2 separate regions of the Homo sapiens genome follow, and region 1 is linked to region 2. The links are chromatin loops, found by intact Hi-C in ENCODE. Cell type or tissue: prostate gland. All regions are shown on one strand. Links, peaks and the distances in the headings refer to the core of each region. The heading gives the core; the rest is flanking DNA.

Region 1 (8,325 bases), core at 11-8,010, 100 kb after region 2:
CTGCACTCCAGCTTGGGTGACAGAGGGAGACTCCATTATTAAAAAAAAAAAAAAAAAAAAACTAAGAGATAAACACACACATTAGTCTAGGCCTACACAGGGTCAGGATCATCAATACTACCGTCTTCCATCTCCACATCTGTCCCACTGGAAGGTCTTCAGCGCAATAACACATAGAGCTATCATCTCCAATGATAACAATGCAGAGCCAATGATTTTTTTTTTTTTAAGACAGAGTCTCACTCCATCACCCAGGCTGGAGTGCAACGAATAGTGCGATCTCGGCTCACTGCAACCTCCACCTTCTGGGTTCAAGCAATCCTCCTGTCTCAGCCTCCCGAATAACTGGGACCAGAGGCACGCGCCACCATGCCCGGCTAATTTTTGGTATTTTTAGTAGAGATGGGGTTTGGCCATGTTGGTCAGGCTGGTCTCAAACTCGTGGCCTCAGGTGATCCACCAGCCTTGGCCTCCCAAAGTGCTGAGATTACAGGCGTGTGCCACTGAGCCGGCCCAGAGCCAACGATTTTAACAATACATGGAACTCTGTTTCCTTTTTTTTTTTTTGAGACAGAGTCTGGCTCAGTCACCCAAGCTGGAGTGCAGTGGCTTGATCTCTGCTCACCGCAAGCTCTGCTTCCTGGGTTCACGCCATTCTCCTGCCTCAGCCTCCTGAGTAGCTGGGACTACAGGCACCCGCCACCAAGCCCAGCTAATTTTTTTGTATTTTTTTAGTAGAGACGGGGTTTCACCGTGTTAGCCAGGATGGTCGCGATCTCCTGACCTCGTGATCCACCCGCCTCGGCCTCCCAAAGTGGTGGGATTACAGGACCCGGCCGGAATTCTGTTTTCTAGAACGGTCAGTTTTAGACACCCAAAAGCAAGCATTCCCATGATGTGGAAAGATATTCCACTATTTGTAAATCTTATACATTTCAGATTAATAAAATGACATTACAACATTTCTACATATTTTTGATCTGTGTATCATAAAATAAAATAGAGGAGACTAACCATAATTCATCATACTAATTCAGGTACCAAAGAAAATTGTGTCCCTGAAACCTATTTTAGCCAGAAAAGGTCTGACAAGCATTTTTCTGTGTTAGCTGCACTAATATTAACTTATTTTTTCAACAGCTTCATTAACTGGCTTGCTAAAGGCCACAGACATATTATTGTACTGCCTTTTACATTATAGTAACAACCAATTATCTAGAATTTCTCACAGCCTCAATACACTGGTTTAAAACTTTTTACTGCATTTGAATCTGCCTCTCCAGTCAGTATGAATACACATTTTGCATCCTTTTTCAGTTTAACAACTTTATAATTTTGTTGGTTTGGGTTTATCATTTTGGTTGTATTATAGAGAACAAGGTTAATTGTTTTGCCATGATTCCATTTATTTTTAAAGCATTCTCTCAGATATGAATAAATGCATACGAACACACTGTTTTAAAACTGTGATGCATTTAAACAAATGTAAGGCATATCTGTATTTGAGAAAGAATCCATTTGATTTTTTTTTTTTTTTTTTTGAGACGGAGGCTCGCTCCATCACCCAGGCTGGAGTGCAGTGATGTGATCTCAGCTCACTGCAACCTCCGTCTCCCGGGTTCAGGCGATTCTCCTGTCTCAGCCTCCCAAGCAGCTGGGACTACAGACGCCTGCCACCACGCCCGACTAATTTTTGTATTTTTAGTAGAGATGGGGTCTCAACTTGTTGGTCAGGCTGGTTTCGAACTCCAGACCTCGGGTGATCCAACCGCCTCAACCTCCCAAAGTGCTGCAATTACAGACATGAGCCACTGTGCCCGGCCCCATTGGATTATTTTTAAAATCACCTTCAGGCCAGGCACCGTGGCTCACACCTGTAATCCCAACACTTTGGGAAGCCAAGGCAGACAGATCACCTGATGACAGGAGTTCAAGACCAGCCTGGCCAACGTGGTGAAACCCTACCTGTATTAAAAATTCAAAAATTAGCCGGGCATGGTGGCGCACCTCTGTAATCCCAACTACTTAGGAGGCTGAGGCAGGAGAATCGCTTGAAGCCAGGAGGAGGAGGTTGCAGTGAGCTGAGATTGCACCACTGCACTCCAACCTGGGCAACAAGAGCGAGACACCATCTAAAAAAATAAAAATAAAAAAATCACCTTCAGCACTAATACTCTGCAATTCCATCTTAAGTATCTAAAGTGAAGCATCCAAGCTGGGCAAGGTGGCATGCACCTGTAAGTCCCAGCTATTCAGGAGGCTGAGGCAGGAAGATCACTTAACCCACAGTTCAAATCCAGGCTAGGCAACACAGCAAGACCCCTTTTTTTTTTTTTTTTTTTTTTAAGACACAGTCTGGCTTTGTTGCCCAGGCTGGAGTGCAGTGGCACGATCTCGGCCCAGCAACTTCTGCCTTCCAGGTTCAAGTGATTCTCCCACCTCAGCCTCCCAAGTAGCTGGGACTATAGGTATGTGCCACCGTGCCCAGCCGATTTTTTTTGTATTTTTAGTAGAGATGGGGTTTCACCATGTTGGCCAGGCTGGTCTTGAACTCCTGACCTCAAGTGATCCACCAGCCTCAGCCTCCAAAGTGCTGGGATTACAGGTGTGAGCCATCATGCCCAGCCACCTATCTCCTTAAATAAATACATTTTAAGAAAAGAATAAAACAGAATTAAGCATCTAATCAAAAGCTAACTTGTTGAGTAGTATTCCTACCACAAAACCTTTTTAAGAAGTGAGTAGTTTACTCATAGATTTCCAGTTCTGTTGATTGGATTATCTGATCTTTTTCTCACTGTTTATTCTCAGTGACCCCATTTATGAAAATAATCGGCTGGGTGCAGTGGCTCACGCCTGTAATCCCAGCACTTTGGGAGGCCGAGGCAGGCGGATCACGAGGTCAGGAGATGGTGACCATCCTGGCTAATACAGTGAAACCCTGTCTCTACCAAAAATACAAAAAATTAGCCAGGCATGGTGGCACGCGCCTGTAGTCCCAGCTACTCGGGAGGCTGAGGCAGAAGAATCGCTTGAACCCAGGAGGCAGAGGTTGCAGTGAGCTGAGATCGCACCACTCCACTCCAGGGAAACAGAGCAAGACTGTCTCAAAAAAAAAAAAAAAGAAAGAAAATAATCTAGGTGAAATAACAAAATGAGACTTTCTCCATACAGGAGTGCCATCTGGTGATAAAAATCTGCATGTACAGAAGAAATATACTTAACCCATATTCAATGTACATTAATTTTTTGATTTACAGAAAAATGACTTAATCTTTATAGCCTCACTACTATAACCAAACATTTTGATATAATGTACATGAATCCTCACTTGTCAAGGAAGAAAACCATAACTCTTTGTTATAACGCAAACTATTAAAATTTTACTGGTCCATGTTCACAGTATCAACATTAAGACTATATCTCCTTCCAATCATCAATTCTTAATATTCCACAATGAATACGTAATTAGCCTATAAATAATGACCCGGTTGCATGGCTAAACCAGAATAGTTGCTTTGTGAAACATAAAAACTACATGGCTTACTTTATTGTTTGGAAAAAGTTTTTCTCTTAATTAAGGTTTACTGCTCTGGGTTATATATTCATAAATTGTTACTACAAAGACTTCTAGCTTAAAAATAGCAAATACAGGCCGGGTGCAGTAGCTCACGCCTGTAATCCCAGCACTTTGGAGGCCAAGGCAGGCGGATCACGAGGTCAGGAGATCGAGGCCATCCTGGCTAATAAGGTGAAACCCCATCTCTACTAAAAATACAAAAAATTAGCCGGGCATGGTGGCACGCACCTGTAGTCCCAGCTACCCAGGAGGCTGACGCAGGAGAATCGCTTGAACCTGGGAGGCGGAGTCTGCAGGGAGCCGAGATGGCGCCATTGCACTCCAGTCCGGGTGACAGAGCAAGACTCTGTCTCAAAAAAAAATAAAAATAAAAATAGCAAATACAAGGATGGGCGCGGTGGCACACGCCTGTAATCCCAGCATTTTGGGAGGCCGAGCCGGCTGGATCACCTGAGGTCGGGAGTTCAAGACCAGCCCGACCATCTCTACTAAAAATACAAAATTAGCCGGGCGTGGGGGCACATGCCCATAATCCCAGCTACTCAGGAGGCTGAGGCAGGAGAATCGCTTGAACCCGGGAGGAAGAGGTTGCGGTGAGCCAAAATTGCGCCATTGCACTCCAGCCTGGGAAACAACAGCAAAACTCTGTCTCAAAAAAAAAAAAAATAGCAAATACATTCTTTGAAAAATAAAAATAATTGTAAGGGCCTCAGGACATCCAAGAATGCATGCTTAAATAAATTCAGATTAACTTGTCTTCTGTCAGTTGTGCCTCTCCACACTATCACTGAAATGTTATAATACCTAATTCCCTATTCATAAAAAGTCTTAATATTAAAGATGTCCAGCAAAAAAATTTCCAGAGATGAAACAGGTTTCGCACAACAATCACAGGGGATGGGGGATGTGACTGAAATCTTCTGGAAAAACGGGTCAGAAAATAACTTTAACAGGATGCATGATTCAACAGACAAATTTTCCCGTATTAATTTTACATAAAACTTCTGATAAAGCCAGGCGCGGTGGCTAATGCCTGTCATCTCAGCACTTTGGGAGGCTGAGGCGGGTGGATCACTTGCGGTCAGGAGTTCCAGACCAGCCTGGCAAACATGGCGAAACCCTGTCTCTACTAAAACTACAAAAATTAGCTGGGTGTGGTGGCGTGAGCCTGTAATCCCAGCTATTTGGGAGGCTAAGGCAGGAGAATCACTTGAACCCGAGAGGCGGAGGTTGCAGTGAACCGAGATCATGCCACTACACTCCAATCGGGGCGACAGAACAAGACTCTGTCTCCCCAAAAAAAAAAAACTTCTGATAATTGTGAATCCATTAAATCAAGGTAAAAGCGTAAGTTACCAAAATATTCTTCAAGACCCTTAAAAATTGTTACCACCACTGAACTGTAAAAATGACTGAGACATGGAAACTAGACCGTAAAAATCAACACCTTCAACTAACATACTGTTAGGAGGAACTTCTATGTCCTCCTTTTCTGGGAAATGGAGCTGTGTGTAGTAAATAGGAATGCTTCTACAACAAGTACCCAGTTGCCAGACCATAGGAATTCAGTGTACACTTGTGTTCCATCATCTATCACTTTCCACTCCCAAGAGTTCTACTACACTGGAACAGGTTCCAAGAGAATTCTCAGAATAGAAACAGACAAGAGCAAAAGATTCTAAAAATAATCCAGTAGAAACTCAAACATACCTATCTCAAGTTCTTGAGGGGCAGGAAGCACCAGGCTTACTTCAATCTATCCAACCAAATTTTGAAACCCGTATTTATCTCACCTCAAAGTGAATTAAAGATGTGATAGATTTTAACACAGGTAAAGAACTGCTGCTACATTTTTAACTTCTTTAGAAACAAAATCAGCAAAATATAATATAAAGCTTCCTATTAACGATTAAAGTGAAAAAATTGTCTAAATGTAATGAGGAAAGAAAGTCTCCGGCCGAATAAACCAACCTGATAAAACTACAAAGATATTCTCTATGAAAGGAATAGTTTTGGAAAAAAGTTTTAACTGCCTAAAAAGTTTTGTTTCCGTTTTTGTTTTCTTTTTCATAGACATACGATCTTCCCATATTTGCCTAGGCTGGTCTCAAACTCCTGGGCTCAGGTGATCCTCCCACCTTGGCCTCCCAAAGAACTAGGATTACAGGCCTGAGCTACCATGCCCGGTTTAACTGCTGTTTTTTTCAAGGACCTTTCTGAAGATAAGATACCTCAGTGAAACAGCCGCATTTTCAAGTGATCTCAGTTTAGACTTAACTGAAAATGGTTGACTTAACAACCACCAACATTTCTGTTAAAGCTTACATAAGCACAAATTCATCTAACTTTAAGGCATACAAAAAACACGGTCGGGTAAAAACTTTTCTAAAAACCATGTATATACCCTAAACGAAAAGCAAGGACACATTTTATCATTCTGAAAAGTTACAGAACACTTGCTGACAACATACTGAGAAGAGGGAAGATTTCAACAGACATTTAATAAAAGTTTGAACAGTTAATTAAATCCCAAACTACATACTTACACTGCATGTATTTAAGACAGCATCACAAAGCATTGATTGGAAGATAGTTCTAAAACCAGGATGTTGACACACTTGTGCAAAGTATCTCAGCTACTACATCAAATAAATTTACGTTTCAGGAACAGAAAAACTAATGTTTTTTTCAAACCAAATATAATTCAGATGACATGAATTACATAATGGGCTAAGGGTTCAACTACTAAAAACAGGATACACAATTTATGTTAAAGAAGCAAGTCTTCATCAAGAATGTCCAGAGATGCTGTTCACTGAGTCATGAGACCAGTGGTGCAGGGTCTATCTCAAACTGGCAAGGATGGGTCTCAGGTCCTTCATCTATATATGTCCACTCATTCCCAAAATCTAAAACCAATGGTAATGACAATACTAGCAGAAAGCACATACCATTCACTATGTGCCAGACACCATTCTAAGCACTTTATATGTACAGTATTAAGTCACTAATCTTTCCAACACTCTAGAGTACACATTACTTTACTCCCATTTTACAGAGAGGAAACTAAGATACACAGAGAATCACAGCTAGTAAGTGGTGAAGGCAGTATTCAAACCCAGGACATTTGGCTCTACAGTGTGTGCACTTAACTATTATGCTATGTTGTAAGGCTAACTGTTCAGTCACAGATAAATAATAGTTCCCAATTCAGCTTCTTCTTCTATACAACAGCATAACTATTGTTGGCATCACCTGCAAAGCTTGTGCCTGATGACAAAGATCTGGTCTAGATCAGATCTCACCTAGCTTCTCAGCCTTTCAGATACCCATATGTTCTATACTGGTATATTTCTGTGACCACTACTATTATTTTTGTTTAATTTCTAATCTGTGTTCCCGCATTTTCTACTAAGAAAACAGTCAATATTCTCAACCTTCTCTGCAGAGGAAATTCATTTATTCATACCTGCAGAAGACAAAGCTCAGATTAAGAATCTGAGGCCAAGGCCAGGTACGGTGGCTCACACCTGTAATCCCGGCACTTTGGGAGGCTGAGGCGGGAGGATTACTTGAGGTCAGGAGTTTGAGATGAGCCTGGCCAACATAGTGAAACCCTACCCTACTAAAAATACAAAAAATAAGCCAGGTGTGGTGGCGCATGCCTGTAATCCCAGCAAATCGGGAGGCTGAGGCAGGAGAATCCACTTGAATTTATTTATTAAAAAATAAACAAAAGAATCTGGCCTGGCATAGTGGCTCATGCCTGTAACTCCAACAGTCTGGGAGGCCAAGAGGGGGAGGATCGCCTGAGCCCAGGAGTTTAAAACCAGCCTGGGCAACACAGTGAGACCCCATTTCTATTATTTAAAAAAGAAAAAAATAGGCCAGGCACGGTGGCTCACGCCTGTAATCCCAGCACTCTGGGAGGCCAAGGCAGGCGAGTCATGAGGTCAAGAGATCGAGACCATCCTGGCTAACACGGCGAAACCCCATCTCTACTAAAAATACAAAAAAAAAATTAGCCGGGGGTGGTGGCGGGTACCTGTAGCCCCAGCTACTCAGGAGACTGAGGCAGGAGAATGGTGTGAACCTGGGAGGCAAGAGCTTGCAGTGAGCCGAGATTGCACCACTGCACTCCAGGCTGGGCGACAGAGCGAGACTCCATCTCAAAAAAAAAAAAAAGAAAAGAAAAGAATCTCAACTAAATTAGGAGGCCCAGAACAGCCACCAACACAAAGTCTACACCCGTAATCGAGGAGAGAACAAGGTATCTAGGGTGCCAAGAAACTCAACTATGAGATCCAATTCCATGCAGCTCAACTGCTTGTACCCTGCATGCCAGGAGCTGAACAAGCTGATACTTTTATTCTCTGCAGCTGTTAAGGGCAGGGTCAGGCCTCTAGCAGCTGATGGACAAGGTTGAACTCCCCTACACCCACACTTCGCTGACAGAAGAATCACAAAGTTATCTGCTGTTCCATGGATATAACCTGCCCATGGAAAGGATGAGTGCTGGTGAACTCAAACACTATAGGACATCAAAATTTATTTGATATCGTCACAATTCTCTTTCAGGTTACCTAAGGCCACGAAGGGAATTAATTGCCCATAGCTGTTTGCACACATCTGTCCTATTCCTATCCTGCTAATTCAGCTGTAAACCCTGTCTTATTTATTTATTTATTTATTTATTTATTTATTTTGAGATGGAGTTTCACTGTTGTCACCCAGGCTGGAGTGCA
Region 2 (8,308 bases), core at 1-8,000:
ATTACGCTGGGGCTCAGCTGAAAAATTAGACAAAAACCAAAACTGGGGAATCTGCCTTTCTAACTAACTCACCTCCCTGGTGTATCCCCAGTCCCTTCAAGCTCCTTATAGACGTAGCCATTTGTTAAACTTGATTCTGAAAACGGGAGCTGATACAAGTAGGTCAGTGAAGGATTGAGGGGTGCTCTGCTGCTTTCCTTAGGCAAACATTTTCACTGTCATTTGTTTTCCTAACTTACTGCTGCTAATAGCAGGGATCAGGCAGATCACCCTATTTAATAAAAGTCCTAATTTTACCTGTAGACACTTACCTTTTTTCTAGGTAAGGTCCCAAGCTGTGGGTTAATAGGAGTATCGGTCCCATCTGATGACAGGACCATCGCTCTCAATTGTAGAGGCCAAAAGCAGAAAAAGTAGATTGTGACCCCAGGCTGGTTCTGACACAATCAATCAATCAATCACCTGACTAGCCATTTTATTTCCTCCTTTAACCTGATCTGAAGCAGCGATTTAGGAGTGAAAAGAGAGGCTGTAGCACCTTGGGCAACACTTCTAGGCCCTGAGCTTCCTGCCTGCTGGATTGGAGCACAGTTGTGGTTGGCCAACAGGAGATCTGCCTCCTTCCTATGGCCCTTGGTTACTCCCTGGCTTCTGACCTGACACAAGGTGAATGGTTGGTTGGGCTTTTCTGGAGCAGATATGTAGCCCCGGATCCACCAGCCTACCTCATGACACCCTCACTAGTCACGTGTTCTACCATAGCTTTTGACTGCCAATCAAGATTATGTTCAGTTGATGACAAGCAAAAGACAGGTATACCTGTTCATACTCTCCCTTAAGGCCTAGAACCCTGCTCTCAGTTCTTGGCTTTGCTTCAGATTGTAAAAGTCCACTGAGATTTGGAAAAGAAATTACCCTGCCCTGGTATCCAGTGGACAGGGCTCTGTGGGACACTGCCCTATCCCTAAGTCTCTTAAGGAGCTATAAGAAAAGCCAGGTTAACTTTGATCAACATGGCCTGGGCCCTGTAAGGAGGTTTAGCTGTCCTTACAGCCATTGTGATTTGGGCCAAGAGGGTCCAGTAAAAAGGAAAACCATTTCAAGCCTTTATAGCCTGTGTCAGAAGACTATGACCATGTGGGATCTCCTTTAGCCCTGTGAAGTCCAGGGCTTCTGCCCTGAGCTGCCCTTCAGTCACACCACACAGAGACCATGCATGCTCTCAGAACTTTATTAGGTGGGGATTGGGCAAGAGAAAACCCCTGAAACAGTTGCCCACGTGGTTCAAGACAACTAGAATGGAGATGTGTTGCTTGGAGATACCTTAGATTTTTAAAGGGGAGCTGACTGGCTGAATAACTCAGATTATTTTTTTTTTTTTCATGGTCAGCCAGTCTCTAGTAAGTCTCTAGGGACATGACCAGACCAGAAGCCCCTGTTCTATATGAAGACAAACAGGTGGCCATACTTGGGTGGAGGGATACCGCTGCTATTCCCAGATGAAGATTTGGTGGAAGGAGACCATGACAGATGACAAACGGAACAGTTTCTCAAAAACAGAGGTATGAAGTAATTACACAGGAAAGAAAACAATTTCCAAAGGAGTGAGACAAGTCGTGATTCTTCATTGGTACCTGACCCCTATACCCAAACAGCCTTGAACCAGCCCTTCCAGAGACTGCCCCTAGTGGCCCACTGGGCAGTGCAGGCTGTGAAGAAGACCTGAAGGCAGATGGGGTGGGGGTGCTTATTTTGCTACAGTGGAGAAGGGGCTTGAATGGGGAGGGCAGACCTGGCTAACATCTGCCGCCATCCCCCAACTCCCCCCCAGACTTCTATCACATTTACAAATACATACATAAATACATTACATACAGTAGCCAGTCTGGGAGGCAGACTCCCCACAGAGGCATGGCTGACACATGTCGGGAATTCTAGGAAAGGGCACTGGGCTCCCAAATACGTGCTCGTGTGTTCTCTCCTGCCCAGGATAAGCCTTGCCCCAGCCCACCCCTCTCTTCTGGGTTTAGTTTGTCCAGTATGGAGAGTTGCCGTAGGCAGGTTTGGAGGCTTGAGACTTGGGCTGCAGGGAGCTGGGCTGGCTGCGCTGACCCGAGCCACTCTGAGGAAGAGGAGAAGGGAAGGCTGTCAAGGCTGGAGCAGAACCCCTGGCCCAGAGTAGGGTGGCTGCCTCCATCACTGTACTCACCTGTGCATCCTGCGGAAGGTGGTGGTGCAGCAGCTGTGAGTGGGGCTGCTGGTGGGCTGGCAAGATGTGTAGGAATGGTGGGGGTGCATAGCCAGGGGCCGCTCCCGAGGCCAGGGGCCCAGTGGAGCCCAAGACCGAGGGCAGGCTGAAAGGTGGAGGCGTCCCTGCATGAAATCCCTGCTTGTCAAAAGTCTACAGGGCAAAGAAGACAATGGTGAAGGTCAGGTTGGGCTGTAACCTCTCAAAAACCTATACACCCAACCCACCTTTGTCCCTCACCTGTGTCTTATTGTAGACAGAACCAGTCATATCAGGTAGACCAGTGGTGCTTGAAGACACTGATACTCCTAGGAGGAAAAGCAGTTGTTCCCCACAGCAGTTGTTCCCAGCTCCAGGCTCCCCACCTCCAGGATCACTCAGGGGTTGCCCTGCCTGAGAGGGGATCAGGCAGGAGCCCACCACTCCAGGCCTTATCCTGGAAAGGAGAGGTAAACACTACCTTTGCCAGGCCCAGAACCTGCAGACTTGTTTGGTGCCTGCGATGATCCAGCATAGCCACCTTTGGAGTAGTCTCCTGCTGCTGTCCCCTGGGTCAGGTCGTCATAACCTAGCGTGGCAGGGTACAAGAGGCAAGTGTGAGCCAGGCAAGCCTGTCTAACCCCATGTGTCTCTGTCTGGGAAGTACCCCTCACCTGTACTGTAGCCGTGCTGGCCATAACCACTGGCCTGCTGGAAGGGAGGTGTGGGAGTGCTGAGGTTCACCCCATGTTGCTTGGCTGAGGCTGGAGGGACCTGGGGGGGCAAGCAGATGAGGTATTAGTGTAGGAAGAGGCAAGCTGAGGCTGGTCAGGTACCCCTGCCAGAGCCTAAGGCAGCAGGTGACATACCCACAACCACAGGGGACCTGTGTTTTCATTAGTGCAACACATGCTGGATCTAAACACAGCAGGGGAAAAGTGACCTTGTCCCCAGCCTGAACAGTTTCTGAAGACCAGGTAAGACGGAGTGGAATCACAACCCTCCCTCCCTGCTGGAAGATAGGTCCCAGGTTTCCACCTGCCAGCAACCCAAGGCCAGGAGACACAGTCACACCCTCTGAAATACTCACAAACATGGTGGGGCCATACTGGAAGGCACTGGGCATGCCTGTGTAGTAGGGAAGACCAGTGTAGCTATAGCCAGGTGGCAGTGCAGGATTCACGAAGGGCTGCTGGGCTGTGTGGTGGGTCTGTGATTGGCTCTGCTGTGGCTGAGCTGGTGTGGTAGCGGGTGCAGGGGATGCAGAGTCCCCACGGCCAAACTTTGTGACATCACCTAGGAAAGAGCACTGACTCCAGCCACTGCCCTTCCTCCAACCAGAGAAAGGCCACACTGGCTTCTGCAAACAGGAACAGGTCTGGCTGCCAGCTCAGCACAGGCTACTAAGAGGCCTCTCTCAGCTTGCTGTTGCTGCTTCCCAGCTCCTGGAGTTCGCGCTAGGCCGGCCCCGGGCTACTCCTCATCCATTGAGCAAACTCACCTGGATATGGATTATTAGCTAGGCTCCCATCTCGGCTGGCAAGCGCTGTGGGTGCAGCAAAGGGAATTCCATAGTAGTCCTAGGAGAGACCAGGGAGGCTTGATCAGCGACTGGCCCTGCTTGACTCCCAGGAGAGCAGAACCAGCACATGGAAGTGGTGACGCCACACTCCTGAAACAGACTCCATGCCTGAGAGCCAGCAGTCCCAGGGAACGCCAAGTAAATGGTGCCCCTCGGAAGAGTGTGCAACTAGGCGGCCTGCCTAACACATAAGCACACAGACCGGCCAACCCTGCAGCTTCACCAGGCAGAGCTGCTGGAGACCAAGCCTCACACATCCATTTGACACCACAGGCAGGTGCTTGTGTGAATGCCTCGGGCTGAACCAACTTCGCTGGCTTTTCTGTGTGAGAGACTAGAGCAGCTAGGAAAGCTGACTAAACAGAGCAGACCTGAAAAAGGAGGCAACAGAAGTGCAGGGGCCTGAAAGGTTTAAGGGGGGACAGGGGGCAGTGCCAGGTAGGCACGGGAATAAGCAGGACCCCAGGTGAAGCCCAGAACTGGCCTGTCACCACCTACACTGCTCTCAAAACACTGACATGGCCTAGGACAAGCTTGTCCAACCCACGGCCCATGACAGCTTTGAATGTGGCCCAACACAAATTCGTCTTTCTTAAAACATGAAATTTGTTTGCAATTTTTTTAAGCTCATCAGCTATCTTTAATGTTAGTGTATTTTATGTGTGGCCCAAGACAATTATTCTTTCAATGTGGCCCAAGGAAGCCAAAACATTGGACACCCCTGGCCCAGGACTTGGGGGAAGTATGGCAGATACAACAAAGTGTGGAGACAGAGACGGCAAAGCACAGTGGAGCTTCGTGGAGGAGGGGAGGTCTGACCTGACCCTCACTCACCATCCAGGGCCTCGCACTCCTGGACACACCTGGCCCCTGAGGAAAGGCAAAGCCCTTGGGCTGTGCCCGATCCCAGAAAGGAGCCATCCTGGCTGGGAATGGCACTCACACCCTCCAGGAAACCTCCCGGAAACCCATAGCAGCCTAGAACCCCCGGAAGAGGCAGAGCTGGGAACACACAGAGCTGCACAACTGAGGACGGGAGCAGAGAAAGCCCAGAAGGGGGAGCACTTTCACAGAACACGAGAATTCTCCAGGCAGGAACTAGGCTCACAAGCAGCAGAGGTGAACAAACAACCCGAGGGATAGAAAGAGCAACATATCTCAAAAGGTGGGCTCCAGAGGGTGTTTTCTCTAAGGCACAAAGTGATAAAAGCCAAAAGAGTGCTGTGAATAAGTGTGGAGACCACGGAGAGCCCCTGAAGCAGAATGAATCCCGGGGCTCAGCACCACCTCCTGCAGTTTGGGCCTTTGGCCGGCAGATTAAAGGGCTGCTGGTTTGCACAGTGGGGAGAAGCCGCTCCGCTCCCAGGCTAGGCCTCTGCTTCTGGAAATACGGCCAGCCAGTGGAAAGGGCTACTCTTCTGAAACAAGAGCAGCTCCGTCAGCTCTTTGTGGTGCAGCAGAGAAGGGAGCAACACCCACGGGGAAGAAGGCATCACTGCACAAGGGAGAAAGCCTCTTCCTCCAGCAACAGGAAAGACTGTATCCAGCAGAGGTGGTGTCCAAACTGCCTGCAACTCTCTGACAAGTGCCCTGGGAAATGGCAGAGCAAGAAGACAGTGGCTCCCAGGAGGAAGTCCTGCCCATGGGCAGGGCAAGGAGCGGGCCTATTCCCCTCTGTCCCCACAGTTCTGTTCATGTGGCTATCCCAGGAAAGGCCCACACTGCATTCTGGCACCAACGGTCAGAAGAAAGAGGCAACCCTGGTCTCAGAGTAAGGCTGCAACCACCAGGGACGTCCCAGGGCAGGCATTCTCACAAATCTAGATGGGAGGCCAGACCCAGAAGAGACCTTAAAGACCATCAGCTCAAGCCACTCACTCAGCTGATTGCAGAAGAGCAGTCACTGGCCATCTCAGACCAAAGACACTATATGGTACTCTGAGGAAGAGGAAGACAGTATAAAACTCCAGGGCCACGTAAGCAACCTCCATGTCTTGTGTCATATGGTTTTTCTTTTTAAAAAAGAGAGAGAAAACAAGATGGAGGAGGGAAGATAAGGACCAACATTTAACAGGGGACATGGCCTACCAGGGCCCCAGGTCCCAAAGGCCTTCATGTTTCCCAGGGATGAGCACTGGATACTCTGTGCTAAAGCTATGGTCACGCCTGGCACAACCGCCAGATGAAAACAGCTTTCTCAGTAGTGGTGCTGAGAGGTTCCTCAGGCAGAGGATCCTAAGGGCCAGAGAGTGTGGCAGCCAAGACCATAAGAGGGGGGACATGTAAAAGATTCTGAACCCTCTGCTCCGACCAGTCCATACCCCACTCACCACTGGCAGCCGTGACTGCAGCATCTGGAGCTCGTCATAGCCATAGATCTGTGTGAGAACCAGAAAGTGTATTTTAGGAACCACATACCACACCCTGGGAAGCCCAGGTCCATCTAGGAGTCAAAACAAGGTTGGGGGGCTCTAACACACCCGGGAATGGGATCTGGATTAGCTGTTACGGGAACAGATCCTGCCTTCACGGAGTCTAGATGGAAGAAGACCACCAGGGCTCAGTGGGGCAGAGACGGGGGTGCTCAGGGATGGAAGGGCAGCTCAAGGTGGGCAACCTGGGCCCAACGCCAGGTTCCTGCCAGGTGCCAGCCCCCGAGGCCAGGGGAGCTGGGCAGGCCAGGAGTTCCGCCATACACTCACCGGGTAGGCAGGAAGCAGTCCTCCGGGACCTACGAGGTACTGGTTGTGCAGCAGGGGAGGCACCCCCTGAGGTAAGTTTGGGGGTGCTTTGCCTGTATAGAGGGAAAAATCAAATGGAGTGAAATGGTCACCACAAAGAGTGAGAGTCCTCAGCTGCTTCAGGAGGAGGCACAGTCACTGAGCTACCCCAGATGGGTTCAAAGAAGGGCAGTGGCCGAATGAGGCAGAGGGTCATTCTACAAAGCAGTGAAGGGGAGACAGAAAGCCCGGCCACCACACTGAGGTTGTTTCAACGTCAGAGAGTTCCGGGCCCAGACAAAAGCAGCCCCTTTCCCCCAGTCCCTAAGGTCCCACTGCACTGAGCAAAGAGAAATATAAAAAGAATCTGCCTCCTCCAAAGAGGGCAAGGAAGCCATGCAGTGCCAGGAGAGGGACAGGCTGAGTTCGAAGTCGGTTTTAGCAGCGACCATCAAATCATAGTCTGCTGGGCCTACAGACAGCCTAGGTCTGCAGTCGTGGAGCCCACCATAAGTCATCCCTGGCCCCTCCAAGTCACAATGTCAACTCGGCTCCAGGAAAGAACAAAGAGGAAAGACTGAAAAGCTAGAAGCACGCAGAGGCCAGGAATCCTGCAAGGAAGAATTCATCCCCATCAGGGGTGGGGAGATTGGGCCTCAAGGTCAGTGGAACACGCAGCGCACTCGGCGGGCCTGAGACTCTCCTGACACCTGCACTGCCTTCCTGGGACGCCAAGCAGGCACCTTTGAGGGGCTCAGGGGTGGGCAGGAAAGGCCTCTGGAGCAAATACCTGAGGTCACCAAGGGCGCGGCCCTGCTACTGCTGCTGGATGCACTCGCGGGGGTCCCACCCAGACAGAGGCTGTTCGCGGTGTTCATGCTACTGGACAGGCTGGCGCCTGAGGATGCGGAACTTGAGACGGAGGTCGCTGCCGTGGAGAAGGTGGCTGAGGACTGGTGGGAAGAGGCGCTCTCCACACTGGCATGCTGGCAAAAGAAAAGCCAGGACACATGGATCTGGAGGCAGAGGAGGAGGGTGCTGGGGAGAGCCTGGCCTGGCGCTTGGGCCCAAGTCTCAAGGCTGAGCAGGCAGGCAATGATGTAACCACCCAGGCTCCCTTAAGGTGAGAGGCTCTGTGCTCAGTGCTCACTGCGGCCCCTCACATAGCAGCTGGTTCCAGCCATCAGGATACAATACATAAACTGAACATCAAAACTATTAACATTAAGCTTTAATGACCACAACTCTCTGTAAAAATCCTTCAAGTTGCTCATGCTTGGCATCCAAAATGAGGGCATAGAAATCCCAAGATAACTTCGGATCATAAATGAACACAGACTATCTGAATATGGGACAAGTACCTACCTCAGAGCAAAGCAAACAGTCTGAGAAGAGGCGAGCACAGGCCACAGGAAGCCCAGCGTAAGTCTCAATCTTTTGGAGATTTCCCTTCTATTGGGATTCTCAGCCACTGTGGTCTGGAAACAGGAGGCTGAGAGAGGCCTTTGCTCCAAAACCTGGTGACACCTTTCAGTCCACCAATGCCTCACCAGTGCCCACCTAAAAGGGCATGGCCTGCCACTTATGCCTGTTTGACAAGGTACCCCTGTGAAGAAAGAGTGAACCAGCGGATGCTCCATCAGCCCCGAGTCCCAGAAGCCCTGCCTAGCTGCCCAACCCTAGCAACAGGGTCCTATGAAGAACTTCAAGCTCCGAGCAGGTAGGTGGGGGGCACACCTAGGTGGACAAGGCAAGTCTCAAAAAAGGGAAGAAAAGCTC

What was found. Hi-C counts contacts between places; a loop is a spot of excess contacts. Peaks named below come from ENCODE experiments on the same cell type or tissue, not always from the same donor. Only the 100,000 strongest peaks of a DNase experiment are listed, where the experiment ranks them.
Region 1: it touches region 2 in a loop (2.4-fold over the local background); 7 of 110 quality-filtered maps call a loop at or near these places.

Annotation. Positions count from the first base shown.
Region 1 is chr9:34,020,111-34,028,435 of GRCh38, forward strand. The region is part of intron 1 of UBAP2 (ubiquitin associated protein 2); the gene reads right to left. Among named protein-coding and RNA genes, the nearest start is that of UBAP2, 25 kb to the right of the region's middle. RefSeq lists a silencer at 7,968-8,168. In prostate gland, for the core only: a CTCF peak has its summit at 3,198 (motif pointing left); no DNase peak of the experiment used is centred there.
Region 2 is chr9:33,920,478-33,928,785 of GRCh38, forward strand. UBAP2 (ubiquitin associated protein 2) reads right to left here. Exons shown (of 29, transcript NM_001370062.2): 20 at 7,320-7,515; 21 at 6,512-6,603; 22 at 6,140-6,187; 23 at 3,729-3,807; 24 at 3,318-3,523; 25 at 2,902-3,001; 26 at 2,709-2,816; 27 at 2,489-2,556; 28 at 2,210-2,401; 29 at 1,216-2,122. The coding sequence ends at 2,027. Among named protein-coding and RNA genes, the nearest start is that of SNORD121B, 9.7 kb to the right of the region's middle. RefSeq lists enhancers at 4,639-4,878, 6,956-7,946. In prostate gland, for the core only: CTCF peaks have their summits at 1,686 and 4,817 (motif pointing right); DNase peaks (open chromatin) are centred at 3,604 and 4,854; H3K27ac peaks cover 1,415 bases.